2 separate regions of the Mus musculus genome follow, and region 1 is linked to region 2. Evidence: chromatin contacts called from ENCODE Hi-C or POLR2A ChIA-PET data. All regions are on one chromosome and are shown on one strand. Each heading gives the region's core, a stretch centred on a gene start or an enhancer-like site at or near the end of the contact. The rest is flanking DNA. Distances are from core to core; before and after follow the strand shown. Region 1 holds the start of 4930562F07Rik (RIKEN cDNA 4930562F07 gene). Region 2 holds the start of 4930523C07Rik (RIKEN cDNA 4930523C07 gene).

The links. Hi-C counts contacts between places; a loop is a spot of excess contacts on that map. ChIA-PET counts read pairs that join two places held with the same protein, here RNA polymerase II (POLR2A).
Region 1: a loop to region 2 is called in a map of heart, with 2.9 times the contacts of the local background. The contact joins the promoter of 4930562F07Rik here to the promoter of 4930523C07Rik in region 2. A Hi-C loop is called at or near these places in 3 of 37 maps with a recorded cell type or tissue (all heart). POLR2A ChIA-PET finds 5 or more read pairs at or near these places in 1 of 5 experiments (Patski).

Annotation. Positions count from the first base shown.
Region 1 is chr1:160,073,481-160,081,232 of GRCm38, forward strand. 4930562F07Rik (RIKEN cDNA 4930562F07 gene) reads right to left here and starts at 4,505. Exons shown (of 3, transcript NR_038031.1): 1 at 4,449-4,505; 2 at 3,903-4,010; 3 at 1,255-1,847. 4930523C07Rik (RIKEN cDNA 4930523C07 gene) reads left to right here. Exons shown (of 3, transcript NM_001162896.1): 3 at 1,551-5,107. The coding sequence starts at 1,682. The coding sequence ends at 1,981.
Region 2 is chr1:160,040,560-160,047,368 of GRCm38, forward strand. 4930523C07Rik (RIKEN cDNA 4930523C07 gene) reads left to right here and starts at 3,821. Exons shown (of 3, transcript NM_001162896.1): 1 at 3,821-4,194. It overlaps Gm37294 (predicted gene, 37294), which reads right to left and starts at 3,758. Exons shown (of 2, transcript NR_168324.1): 1 at 3,589-3,758; 2 at 1,142-1,451.

The DNA of each region.
Region 1 (7,752 bases), core at 3,255-5,754, 34 kb after region 2:
TTAGTTCCTGTGAACCAAGGGGTACAGTGCTAGGTGCCAATCTGTGCAGCTACAATGACTGTGCAAATAACACCATTAGGATTGGAGCCACACATCAACAGACCAGGCCAGATGGAGCGGAGATGGACATATGGCCACTGAGTATATGGGGCAATTATCAAGCATGTAATTCAAGGACCTAGACCTCCTCTAGGACAACCTCTAGGGCACCATGTAACCTACCACTATGTCTGGAACACAGCTTTCACCTCCAGGCAATAGAATTAAATAGGAACTAATCTGGAATTCTGAGCCCAGAATATACACACAGGCCTCTTGGTCCAAAGTTCACAGCACTATGCTAGTGCTCCCTTGGGAGCCTGTAGATGGGTGATTGTAAGTTCAAGCCTACCCTGGAGACCCTGTTGGTGAGAAAGTACCAAGTACTACAATATAATTCACATCATTCTCACTATCTGGTTGTCAGCATCCTTGGGAGAATGCTGGGTTCATTATCCAAAACTCTGGGTGCTCACTGAAACTCCATGCAACCTCAGACATCCTGCTTCCCTGCAGTAGACCTTGTATTTGTCACTTTTAAATAAAACAGCTGGCCAGAAGTCTCCAACCAGAAAATTGGTTACTCTCTCTCTATTTGAGTCCAGGGTAGGTAATGTGGTACACAGCGAGAGATTTTTTAAATTTCTCTGAATCATGTTTGTTCCCAAAGTCATCTTTGAACACAGGATTCACAGGACTTTACACCTGAGAGCCGATCCCCAAGATATATATGGAGAGGTGGAGGGGTGACAGAAGAGAAGATACTTGTACAAGGATTTGAGGATGCCCACTGTCCACTGATGGGTAGTATTAGGTTTCTTTCCCCTGAGATGCTAGGTTTCTTTCCCCTAAGTTAAAACAAAACAGGTAGAAAAGAGACCAGGAATGTTTGATTGGAAGCAGCCAATGAGGTGACAAAGAGAAAGAAGGTAGAAAGCAGAGAGGACCAGATGCAGAGTGAAGTATAAGAAGGGGGTGGAGAGAGTATTGGGAAGAGAGCCAGCACCCAATGAGAGTGGCAGGCATGTGACAAGATGAGGACTCTTAGCCACAAAAGGCCATCTCATCTTGTGCTTTAAGCTTTAGTAAATATCAAAAATGATAAGCTATGTTCCTAGGGTCTCAGACAAGGGGCTACTATATGGGAAATACGTGTTCGTCACCTGTCTGATGAGCTAGGTAGGGTACAGGAGAAGAATTAACCAAAAAGCACATGCTATACACACTGATTAATTTATTCAACAACTGCTGACTACCTAGTGTGTAGCAGGTCTGACATAGTAGTAACTCCTTTATTCTAAGCCCAATATCACGTGTGTACATAATGAGAATGGGTTAAAGGTTATTGATTAATTGTGTACACTTTGTATATTGAGTGTTAATACGATTTCAGAAAACTCTGCAACTCGTTGATTCCTTCTCTTTTCTAAGCATAAAGACACGGACACTATGAAAATAGACAGACCATTGCTATTGCATTTCTCTTGAATTGTCCATTTTGCTTTCTTCAGGTGTTCCTGGTGGCATGCCCAAACGTGAAGCTGAGAGAAAAATAAATTCCAAGTGTCTAACACTGTGTTCTGTGACACCGAGGGCTTGTTAGATAATTGACGATCCTCTGGCCCCACACTAGACCAGCACCATGGAGAGAAACAGTTCTTTCTTCAACTCTGTCTGGGAAACCATCCGGATCAGACACGAAAGAGGCGTCTTCAACACAGTCTGCCTGGCTGTGCTCCTGGGGTTGCCCCTGGTGGTGGTTCTCACCCTCTTCTTCATCTGTTGCCATTGCTGCTGTAGCCGGCCACCTAAGAGCAACCAACAGCCAGACCAGAACAAGAAGAAAAAGAAAAAGAAGAAGAAAAAGAAAGATGAAGACCTCTGGATCTCTGCTCAGCCCAAGCTCCTCCAGATGGAGAAGAGACCATCACTGCTTGTCTAGTGAGCAAGGGGGCAGCGTGTCCTCCCCTTGGAGCCGAGCCTCCTTCCAACCACAGAGACTTGGAGGAGCCTTTAACGTGATGCATTCACTCCCACAGATCACTCAACCAAGGGACAAATTTCAGACTACGCATCCCAATGGATGGGGGCGGCGTGTAGACAATTCTTACTCTGTCTTGGCAGCTATGTGTCCCGTATCAGTGCCCCAAGCATGGACAGCAGTTTCTGGTATACTCCAGCACAAAAGCACAGAAAGTATGTACATATGCATCTTAGATGGCTTTCAACTCTGTTTGTATCATATGTATGCACATTTGGACAACAGGTACATGGGACAGGATATTCTATTTATCACGCAGCCATGTAATATATATTTTTGCTCAAATATATATACTTGCAGAAATGTGTTATGAGAAGATATGTCCAGATTTAGGCACATATGTGCAATTAAGAAGCCATGGTGCAAGGCCCTATGCACTGTCTGTATATCATTCAGGTTGGAGATGGGTGTGTTCTATTCCTACATAATGTTTTACTGGAAATACATTTGGACATTCTAAGACCCTGGTACAGTCCCCACTTCAGTATATATTGATACAGACATAGCTAGTGGTTTCTATATGCTTCTGACCTTTTGCCTATACCTGAAAGTTTAAAGTATGGCTCCAGATACACTCAAAGCTCTTTGCTTGCAATTCACGACAAGGTCCTCATTACCTCTAACAGATGTCTAATGTGGCCCAAGACCTCTCGGGGACATTACCCCATAACTACTCAGCAAGGTGCCCTTTTCTAAGCAGTGATGAACAGCTCTTGGCAGTGACTATGAGAAAGCTATGGAAACCCACATATTCACTTCACTGGATTGCAGGTGTGTACCCACGAGATGTAATATAGAGATAGAAAGCGTAAGGAGAGATGCCTCGCATGAGCTAGCTATAATCCGTGTGACCAAGGGCTTCCAGAAAGAAACCAAGTAAGATCATCCCAAGTCCAGTCTCATAACCATCACACATGCACACATACACTTGCACATGCACACGCATACACAACACAACACATACCAGAAGCAATCCTGTGTTGGTAGCAGTGCATAATGTATTGCCAGTGGGAGGTAGAAGCCATAGTTTAAATGAAAGATAAAACTATAAAGGTATCTGTTGCTATTTATGTTGATGCTCAGGCAAATGTCTTGTACACAGTAGGTACTCATAACTGTGGATGGATATGCAATGATGCTAAGGATAACTTGTAATACCTCACAATTCAACCTGAGTGACCTACTCTTTTAAGACACGCCATTAACTGCTACAGAAGGTGAGGCAAGGCATTGAGACCAGGGTTGATTGACATATGTGCCCTGTGGTACCTGAAGCCATGCCACTTTCTGAGTGGAAGAGAGCCTTTCCTCCCCAGTCAAAGAAAACAAATTGCTTGGCATTTTGATTGTATTGTGGCCATGTTACAAAGGCAGAGAATTCCCAGCTTGGAAGCGATTATACTCCAACGGCTCATTTGCACATCTACTGGGGAGCTCTATAAATATTGTCCCCATGGAGACCATTATAGACAGTAGAAAAATCACTGTCTAATTAATGACATAGCCAAATTATGACATTACAGCAGCAAGAAAAAAATTCCCAAAATTGATGAGACTGTATGAATGTAAAGTTGTACTCTACTTGCTCAGCTGGGCCACCTGGTACTCATGTCTACTCCCGATGTGCTCCAGGCCCTTGGAGGGTAGCTACCTAATGGTGGCTACCTGGGCCTTCTAGCAGACAGTCACATTTCACCCGCTCATCCTACATCACCTCAATGCCACTAGGCACTCAAGCCTTCCACCCTCAGGCCTCTTTGACCAAAGCAACACTTCCTGATTCTCTGCCCCCTTGTCACATAGGGAGCTGGTTGTGGATTACCTGGCTGTCCTCCGCATGTCACAGAATGACCAGTCTTCTCCCCTTCTCTGCCAATTGGTACCCACCAGATGCTCTTCCCACTTCTCTCAGTTGCCCTAAGACAGAAGACTTGGGGGTAGAGGTGAAGACACAGCAGAAATGGGATGTCAGATAACAGTCTGCAAGGATGGATCGCCGGAATCAGGGACCATACAAATTACACGGTTTCCGTGACAACTGGCTGCCAGTTTGAATTAAGACAGCAGTCAGTTGTCCCTGATTGCCATAACAAAGCCCCTGACTCTGGACACAAGTGTACCTACTGCTTTCTAACCAAATAGACTTGAGCCAGTTCCTGACATAAACCATCCAGAAAGGCAGTTCCCAGTTGCTTCTATATCCTGGAATCCCAACCGTGACTGGATCACCTCTTCCTGTCGCAGACTCTCCGACAGCCTTGATAGAGCACTTAGGATGATACAGGGCCCATGAAGTGATAGGCCCTCCCATAGACACCAGAGAGCAGAAGCCCAAAGTATTGCTTGGTGCCCTGTCGCCCTGCCTCACCCTGACAATTCTTCTCATATTACTGCTTCTCCTTGCATCATGCCAATTCATTCCTTTATGACTCTACAGACACTGTTTCCCTTGGTCTATTCCAGAGTTGCCACGGATACAGTCCTAGGGTAAGGTGCTTGGGACTTGTGCCTACCTGATCCATCTGGGGACAGTAAGTTCATGAAGAACCTAAGAGGCCCCAGGGGGCTGGAGGAATGGCTCAGCAGTTAAGAGCACTTGTTGCTTCTGTAGAAGACCCAAGTACCAGACATGCATGTGGTACACATGTATACATGCAGGCAAACCACTCATACACATAAAATAAATCTTTTTCGAAAATTTGAAAAGAAGATGCATAAAGAAGAGACCTTCTCAACTGGCATGGACTTGGGCATTGGGGTTGTCCCCACCCACACTGGACTTCTGGCCTGCCTTAGTCACACTCAGAAACAGTCAGAGGGGTCTTTATCCAGTGTCCAATAGACTTTTTTTGATTTCTTGGGAAGAGGAAAAAGAACAGGAAGATGTAAAGAAAAGCCAGTCACTTTTTCAAGAAATGAATCGCTCATATGAATGATCGAAGCTGTACAGTATTTGTCAGTGTTTTGTTTTCTGTAAAATTCAAATACATATAAAAGTTTATTTAAATAAATGTTTTGAAAATGAAATCCTCCTCGCACGTTGGATTGAGTCACTGGCTTACCGCTGAGATATTATTCTCACACAGAATTGACAGAAGCAGAGGCTCTTCCTGCCTGGTCCCTGGCCTCCTAGAATCTCAGGTCTGAGGACCAGAAATGTGGCATCTCTCCCTTCTACGCAAAGCAGGCGACTTTGGAAGCTGAACTGAGCAACAACGGCTGCAGAAAACATACTGATGTTCCCTGGCGACACTTAGAAAACATTTCTCCACTGAAGTCCATGTCTTTCATAGGAAAAGGAAGAAATAACCTTTGGGTTAATCTGGTGCTAAGAAACAAAGGACCAAGGGACACAGATACCTGTGTCTATGTGCATGTATTTATATAAGCACATTTATCCTTTTTCTAAGTCAACCACAACTTTGCCCTAGTTAGAAAATGAAATGACTTGGATGCTCTTGATTCCTTTCCCAACAATGCTTACCTAGAGTGCGGGCCAACAGAAACAAGATGGTGAAATGTTCCCGACTGGCACTGCCCAATCTGGTACTATTAGCCACATGTGGCTCTGTTCATTAAAATTAAATTAGATTAAAAGTCCAGAGCTCAATTATGCCAGCCATATTTCAAGCACTCAATAGCCACCCTATGGCTAGGAACACCACCCTGAATGGCAGAGGCTAGCATCTTGTGGAAAGAGTAATTCAGTGTTAGTGAACAGCTGCGCTGTTTAACGGAAGCTTGAGAAGGAAGACCCACGGCGCAGCTGCACACTTCCTGTCTTGCCCAAGGCAGGCTGTTTCGCAGTTTCGGCTGATCCTTCAGCTTTTCTCCTATCACTACAAAGCTATGACAACCAGGGGACAGAGTATTTTCATTCAACCTGCTATTCAAGTCTCTAGAATATTGCGAAAGTTTCTGATGCAGAGGAGGGGCCGCCCAGAGGCGATAGTGCAACTCCCAGGCATCTCATTGGCTCACCACCCTTCCAGCTCCATCAGCTCTGCCTGCTCAGGCTCACCCACACTCGGAGCGTTAGGACAGAGTTGCGCAATGCAACCATCCATTAGCATTCTCAACTGACTGGAGTACTCTGCTGCCTGCTTGCCCTTTGCCCTTAAGATTATTCTTGAATTCAAAGTCACAGGCACACAAGCTTGAACAGCAGCAGCAACAAAACTCCCTTCGGACAACTTACTGTATCGGTCATAGGTTCAACTTATTGAATTGTTTTCAGATTCCCATGGGGCCAAGCATCACGATTTATTCAGTAATGGCAGGGCATGCATATCAAAGGATTTTAGCTCTTTCGAGGTGCCAAGTCCACTGAGCCCATACTACAGTATTTGTCCTGAAGGGTCACAACTGGCCTAAAGGAACAAACCACAACCATATAACGTGTTTGTCACTTTCCCAGAGGGACACATCCACCAAGACTAGCATCAAGTCAGGCTGGCAAAGAGTTGCACTGGGTGAGCGGAGAAAGGATGCTATTGGCAGAATAGACGAGAGTCCCTGAGCACCGAGGGCTGGGGCTGAGGACTAGGGCTGTCCAGATCCTGGGACCCACACCAGTTCTCACATGTAATTTATGCCTGTGATGTTACCTCCATATTAAAACTTATCTTCAGAAATTAAATGGAGAAATACATAAAAAAAAAAAGAAAAACCACTTAGCACTGAGCCTGGCTTAAGTGCTCAAGTTAAGTGTCATTAATGAAGGAAAACCATGGTTTGTGTTCTAGAAATCAAAAAAGAAATGTATGGAGGAAGGCGTGGAATTACCCACACTCCAGCAACCTCCTTGTCTTTCACCAGCCTTTCTCTCTCTTCCACCCATGATCTGTCATAGTCCTCTTGACAATTCACAGAAAACCAGCCTTACAACAGGCTCTTCATATCTCCTAGTGAGGAAAAAAAGCATGCAAAAGTTTCGAATGCTGTTGGTGCAGAGGTCTCAGGTTTGGTTCTCAGGCCCTCATAGCAGCTAACAACCATCTGTAATTCCAGTTCCAGGGGAGCCAACATTCTTTTCTAGCCTCATGGGCACCAAGCATGTGCCTGTGTATATACATATACAAAGACAGAAAACACTTGGGCACATAAAATCAAATAAGTAATTCTAAAATAAATCTTTTTAAAACGTTAAAAAAGCTGGCAAGCCAAATATAATAAGAGCTAAAGTTTACAGGCTTCAGAACTATTCTTTGCTGTCTTTATATATAATTATATAGAAGTTTGTCTTCTATAAATGAGCAGGGTTTTATGAGCTAACCTGGTAACCTTATTTATATAACACTGGAACTGGAACTTAAAGTGTCCTCAGAAACAATTCACTCACAGGGGCATTTTAGGAAGAGTTTTGAAATATCCCTGGAACTTTCTACACACTGACCAGCCTAGCACACTGTGATAGAGAGGTTGCAGGCTAGACACAACCAAGAATGAGCTAGGCAACCCCTTCCAGGGGGTGCCTGCTTACCTGTTGTGTTAATCCAGGTAGAAACACTGCCGGAGAAACCACTAAGTGCAGGTTGGATGCTGACTTGGCCCCACTGGGTAACTCTTAAGACAGAGTTACCCAGGAAGGAACAGAGAAGTGGGGACCCTTCCAGAACCTCCCTTTGTGGGAGAGTCTCTCTTGATTTGAAAGGCACCTGATAAGACAACAC
Region 2 (6,809 bases), core at 2,571-5,070:
TGAACCAGACACTGGGAATGAAAACTGAGCCCCTTAGTTCCCTGAAATACAAAAACCACCCCCTCGGAGTCACCCTTATTCTCCAGGAGGTGGGGCCGAGAGCTGTTTCCTATAACATATAGAAACACTAAAGAAGGTACATGGAACACAGGGGTGGTGGACTGTGGGGGAAACACTGGGGGGGGGCAATGGGTTAATTAGATGAGAGGACCAAGAGTTTCCTTAACTCCCCCTCCAGCGCCAATGTCACGATTTGGCACAGTGGCAATAAAACAAGATTTTTGCCCAGAATCCTCCATGTAGCACTGAGGACACATTGTATGTCACACCAGGAACTATTCCTGAGAAAAGTCTATCCTTAGTGTTTTTCTTCAGAGGAGCTTTCAAAATTCGAGTCATTTGTGTCCAAATTTGAAAATTTAGAAGGAAAGTCTGATAGAAGTATGATTGCCAGAAATCCATATAATGAAGAGTCTGGAGGCATATTCAAAATCTTTTCAGAAGCTGATAGGCAAAATGAAAGAACAACATGCTTTAAATGAATAAGACTTAGGTAAAAAAAAAAAAGAACAGTCTTGTTGCCTATAGGAAACAGAGGCTACAGAGACAGTAAGACGGGGTGGGAGTGTTGGGACCACCCATTGGCTTAAATCCTAGCTCTTGGGAGGCTAGGATTGCTTGGCTACAAAGACTAGAGGTCCATACTGTGGGTCCACCTTGAACTCCCAAGCACTAGGTCTACTCAGCTTTCCTCATCTCTCTTTTATAGTTCTGTCATTCACACCTCTGTCCAAAGCTTTCCGAAATCCACTTACGTTGCCAGCTTTAGCCACCTCTGGGAGATAATCCATTCCACAAATTCATTATCCACTGTGTGAAGGAGTATTCCCACCAACTTGTCCTGAACTTGCCTTTCTCAGAGGCTGCTGCATTTCAGGATCTGAAGAACAAGTCTGTGCTCATCTTAGGGTTTCGCCATTTCCCCTAACAGCCTTTGTCTGGCCAGCAGCCCTTCTGCCTTCTTCCGGTACCCCTGCTTTCGTTTCTCCCAAGCCTCTCCAACTCAGGAACTGCTCCCATATGTAGCCAAGGGTAGCTCTACATGCAGACTAGCACAAAATCATAAACTGCCTTAAAACACTGAGAGGTGTAGGTGTTTTTATTTCAGTCTCTGTGCAAATGTTGTAGACGGCATTATTGTGTCGCAGTGGTAAGTGGCTGGACATGCCCGAGCCTCGTAGAGCATTGCAGGCAAGAATGCACCTGTTTTAGGTGATAATAACGTAATATTCTCTGTTAAATATTTCCCACACTGAAAAAGCCACCCCCTTTTGTTGTTGCCGCACAACACTATTCTGATTTCTGCACTCAGGGTGTATGACCTAATGGGAAACTGTCTCCCACAGATGGCTTGCACAGATGAATCCGTCCTGGCCAACACTGCCATTGACCTGTCAGAAATAGGACAGCACAAAGAGAGAATGAGTGCAGTTAGTCTTCACCTTCAACACAGGCTAAAACGTGATGTTTAATACCCTGTCAGTTCCCACACCAGCAGAGAGGGAACCCACAGGTTTTGTCCTTAACACTCTTAATATGGAACCAGAGCTCTTCAGGTGCTAAAGCCAGTGAGGGGTGGTCACCCACAAAAAGGTTTTAAATTTTCAGTCCTGGTTCACAAATCTGCTATTTGGGGGCTTTCTGTTTCTTAATTAGATGTGTCAACGCTCCATTTCACTCCACTTAGAGTCCACTCACCTCTTGACTACCTTCAAAGATCCTTACCTCAAACAAGAAAGCTTTTAAAGACTGCACCAGCACCGTGGTTGCCTGGGGCCATTCATGAGTTCATATAAGTTGAGACTTCACCGCCAAAGGGGAGACACAGTAGGTGGGTGCTCTAACTTGTTTTCTCATAAGGGATGCGTCATTCACCCCAAAGGAAAACCTGCTGGCCAGATGCTCACTCATTACGTTAAAACATCAATAGACCCTGTAGCCTTGGCAACTCAATAACAGCCTACCAAGCATCTTGTCATCTAGTAAGTCCCTGATTTGACTGCCACAACGTCGCTGCTACTTGATAGGTTCTAGACTTTTTCTGGATCTGTCTTCCTGTGGACTAAGACAACATTGGGATGCCGCCCTACAGATAAGCATCTGGTTTTTGAAGTGCTGAGCTCATGGTGACTGCCTTAGGTTCTTCATTTCTCTGTGTTGTTGTTGTTTCTGGAAAGCATTGTGACCATCAGCCTAGCCTGTCCATAAAGTTGTTCAGGAAAGTATTTTCCACTGTCTTCCCCCCTGCTCAGCAGGTGTTAACCCAGAAGTTGTCCATAGAAGCCACTCTCTCTCCTGATGATGATATGGTGATGAGGGATAGGCTGGACTAGATAGAACTACTCAGACTCAGATCTCAACTCCACTATACATTAGCAATGACCTTGCAGAAGAAAGTTACTCCCCATCCTCAGGGGAAGGGGGCAAATTACATCTCACACAGGTCCGGTGTAGGTCCTGGGGGAGACTCGGTCTCCAATCACCGCACCGGGTTTGCACTTAAGGTTTCCTGTCATTCCCCAAGCCTGTCTTCCTCCAGCTCCCTGGTCCATTAGACCCTAGACCCCTGCTTCAGATTTGACACACAATGGAAGCCTTCCATCCACCACTAAATTGTTGGTGGAATCCATCTATAGCTGTCTCTTGCTAAAACTGTCTTCTTTCAGAGCCTGATCGTCCCCCTGCCCTACCCACTTAACCGTACTACTCCCACCCCCAACCCCACCCCCACAACAGATCACTTGGACCACTCTTCTTATTATCATTCAAATCTAGATCTATGTAGGGCATAGTGAAACACGTCCTTAAACCCAGCAAATTTCTGTGAGGCCAACCTGTTTCTACATTGTGAGTTCCAGGCCTGCCGGGGCTATATAGTGAGACTCGGTTTCAAAGGAACAACAACAGATCTAGATCGAGTTCTCTCTGTGGGATTTCTGGGGGAAAACCTCTACTTAATCTGCCTTTGGAAGAAGACTACAGGACCAACTATCCTTGGCATTTCTGGATGAATGCTGGGTTTTCTCTTTGGCCTTTCAACCCAGAGCCAGCTGGCTTCTCTTGAGTAAACCGGAACTCTCTTGTTTCCCGGTTGTGACAGTTAGCTTCACCAATCATTTTAATTCAGGCACCCAAAGGCCGAAGGACCCTATGGCTCAGGCCCAGCCACTGGAAAGCAAGCACCAGCTGCGCACCCTCCTGACACCTACAATCCAATGAGTAGAACCTCCGGTCTTTATCATGGCAAGATCTCTCAAGGTCATTCCGGGGAAGCCCCTAGATACTCCACAGCCGCTTCTGCCTATCACACCTTCCCAACTTCCCTGCAGAAGCCTTGGAGGCACTGAGCAAGCTCTCTACCACCCCACCTTTACATTTGGGGGCGGAGTTAGACAAACAAGAGATCTGAATATAAGCTCACAAGGAGTAAATAAAATGAAAAGGGAGAACTTTTGAAGTTAGTTGTCCCTGCCTCCTGCGCTCCTAACATCTCCAGGTAACTCCCATGGAGCGCACACACAAAGATACCTTGTCACGAGGCACCGGGGATTGCTCTCCCTTTAGACACCCCAGCCCTTTTCCTGGAAGGTGACTTTATTCCACAGCACGGGGCTGTTATTTTTTCCTTAGGCCAGGGTTGGGAGTTTACACCCCACGTCTCTGGGAACACTGGCGCGTCTGTGAGCAAAGTTGGCTCTGGCGTCCTGAAGGAGGCGTGCTCGGGGCGGAGGGGCAAAAGAACGTCACAGTGGGGCGGAGTGGGGACACTGGCCGGGAGACCCGGAGGAAGGACACCCGCGCTGCGTGTGCTGTGGCGTGTGCCTCCTAGTTTAAGGTAGGAGTTGGGCTGAGGAGAGACAGAGCCAGCCAGTCAGATTCAGGAAGTTGCGTTCCTGACCTCAGTAGCAGAGCTGGGTGCGGTGAAACCTCAGCCAGGGACGCAGGGGGCGCTTTCCTCCACATCACACTGGTGGCACCCACTGACCGGCAGCGCCGCCTCTCTCCCGGGACCTGGCAGTGGGAGGGAGAGGCAGGAGCAGGGACCCAGACCTCACCCTTGTGCCCAAGTCACTTCAGAGCACCGGAACAGAGCCAGCGGTCCCGCCGGCGGGAAGCCTTCCAACGGACCCAAAGGTGAGTTTCAAAACTTTCTGTATCGCTTTGTGCTGTTGTTTTCAAAATAAGTTTGGGAGCTGCCCCGCTGTGGAAGGGGACTTTCCCATAGAAGAGTGAATCCGCCCCTGAGAGAAGTGAGATAAAGGGGTTATTTCTAAGAAGCCGTTTGCACAGTTGCTTTCATTCTTTCCTCCTAGAGGTCTCTCACCTTCTCTCTGCTCCTGGCCTGACACATGGGCTCCTCTGGAGTTTGGGGTGGAGTTCTCAGCTCCAGTTGACACCAGCTGCAGGTAGGAGCCATTTGAAAAGGACCAGATGGACATTGTCTAAACGGGCAAAGTCAGTATTTGAGATGCTCCTAAAATCATACCCTCTGGGATTTAAAAACAAAACAAAACCAAACAAACAAACAAACTCATTCTAAAAGAAACTATAATTTCAATGGGGCTAAAAGACTTACCAGACTGAAAATGTGGCCTGGAGCCAAGGGGTGGAGTGAGATCTGTATGCCATTCTGAGTCTCTAGAGAGTTTGTGTGACACATTTTTTTTCCTGAACTTTCCCAACTCTCTAAATGGTCCTTGATCTTCTTCCCACCCAGAAAGGTGGATTGGAAAACACAGCAGGTCCTGTTTTGAAGGGCTATGTAGGAATGATTTGTGTAACAGTAGTTAAGTAAATGATAGCCGGATAGCTGTTGTTTTCAACACCAGTCCTGCCTATCTGAAAGGGAACCCAAAGCAAAGACTAGTGCTTGCCCTAATGAACACCAGCCAGCCAGCCATGAGAATCCGCAGGCCTGCTCTGCCCAGTCTGCTCAATGAGGAAGGCTAGGAATGCAGCACCCAAGCCACTCCAAGCTCCTGCCTGCCAAAGCCTTTATGCTACATCCACCATTGGAAAGAGAGAGAGAACCTGGAGCTAATTTTAGGGAATCTTCATTCTGAAGTATTGTTGGGGACCAAGAACAAGTCTTAAATGGACACGGGTGCATCTTGTTCTTAACCCTTTTACAAAGTTTATCAACGCCACCTAAAGAGCCCTGCAACTGAAAGGTACTGCTGCGTTAAACGCAGCTGTGTCTGGTTTGTTTGTGTTTTGTAATTTTTTTTAATTAAATTTTCACATTCTATAGTTATGGGTAGGATAGTTTTGCAAGGGTCTCTCCTAGCTTTGAGCTAAAATTCAGATCTATCAACCACTTAGTCTGATATGTCTTCCCTTGGCCTGGTACCTCCCTTCTTCTGAAATTCTGCCTCCCCTTCTATACCCATGACACCGTTCTAGGAAAGAGGCCCATTACAAAACAACATTTCGGGCACTGTCAACATTTTGCCTACAGAATCAAAAGAGGTGAAAGCCACAGGATCAAACCCAAGAAGATAATAAACAGTCAGCAGGCTTCTGCACCAGTTTTAACGTGGAAGGGGCACACTCATTAGCTAAGCATCACTGTACCTACTGTGTGTTGGGCAATGTGCCAGGGCTATGGAATCTAAGGCGATGATGTAGTTTGTACTTTCAAAGAGCCACCAGACTGGCAAATAGACACTAGGAAACAAACCACAGTTCAGAGCAATGTACATTATATAATAGTAAAAAGTGAAACCATACAAAGGATGGAGCAATGGTCGTCTGGGAAGACAGCACTTCAGAAGTGGTGCACAATCAAGATCTTGAATATGACTAGCATTTCCCAGGGAAGAGGTACTGTGGGCAAAGAAAAGGCTTTCCCGAAGTCAACACAGGAGCAGCATGGAATGGGGATTTGTCCTCTCCTGCCAAGAGCGGAATGTCTTTCAAGGCATACTAAGCCATTATTAGGTAGTGGAATGGTCCTCTCAGATTTGTGTTTGGAGAAAGAATTACTGGCCAGATGAGGGAAGAAGAGAAGTAGGGGAGCTACATGGGGACATGGACACTGAGGGATGTGGGCTAGGGAGATAGCTTAGGCTTTCCTGGGATACCCGGTAAAGGAATTCCTAAGACTGTGACTTAATCCTGGATTAATGGAGCACAAGCATGACTTATCTGTTTAACTAGGTGAGTGAATCTCTAGGAATCACCTCCTCACTTAAAAAGGAGGATGAGGAATGTTTAGTTCAGTTGTAAGGTCTGCTAACACCTCTCCAGAATGTTAGTTACCAGACCTGTGTGAGGAACTTGTCTTCATTGGAATGAAGAGAACGGCCTGCTGAGGCTGCTTGCAAAACCTGGCAGAGTCACTTTCAGATCTGGATGCCAGCCCCAGGTCCAGAGCTTATGTACTTGGCATAGGGGCAACAACAACACAGGAAACAAAAATCAACTAGACATGTGTGTGTGCTCGGTACCTGACTTGATCACTTATCAACTGCCCTTGAACAAATCTTTGACTCACTCAGCTTCGCTTCCTTCATATTTAAAACGGATAATTATTACACACCAGGGTGGTGGTTAGAATCAGAATCCAATTGAAAAAGTAAGTAAATTTAATGTGCTACATAAAATTTAAGGCTTTATAAAATGTGAGGGTTTATTATTATTACCTCTTGAAGCTACCTAAACCACATGGTGTGTGTGCTCAGGACATAACAGCATCATGAGTAGACGGTGCTTTTTTAATAAACTATTTTAAGGCAGTAATGACAAAA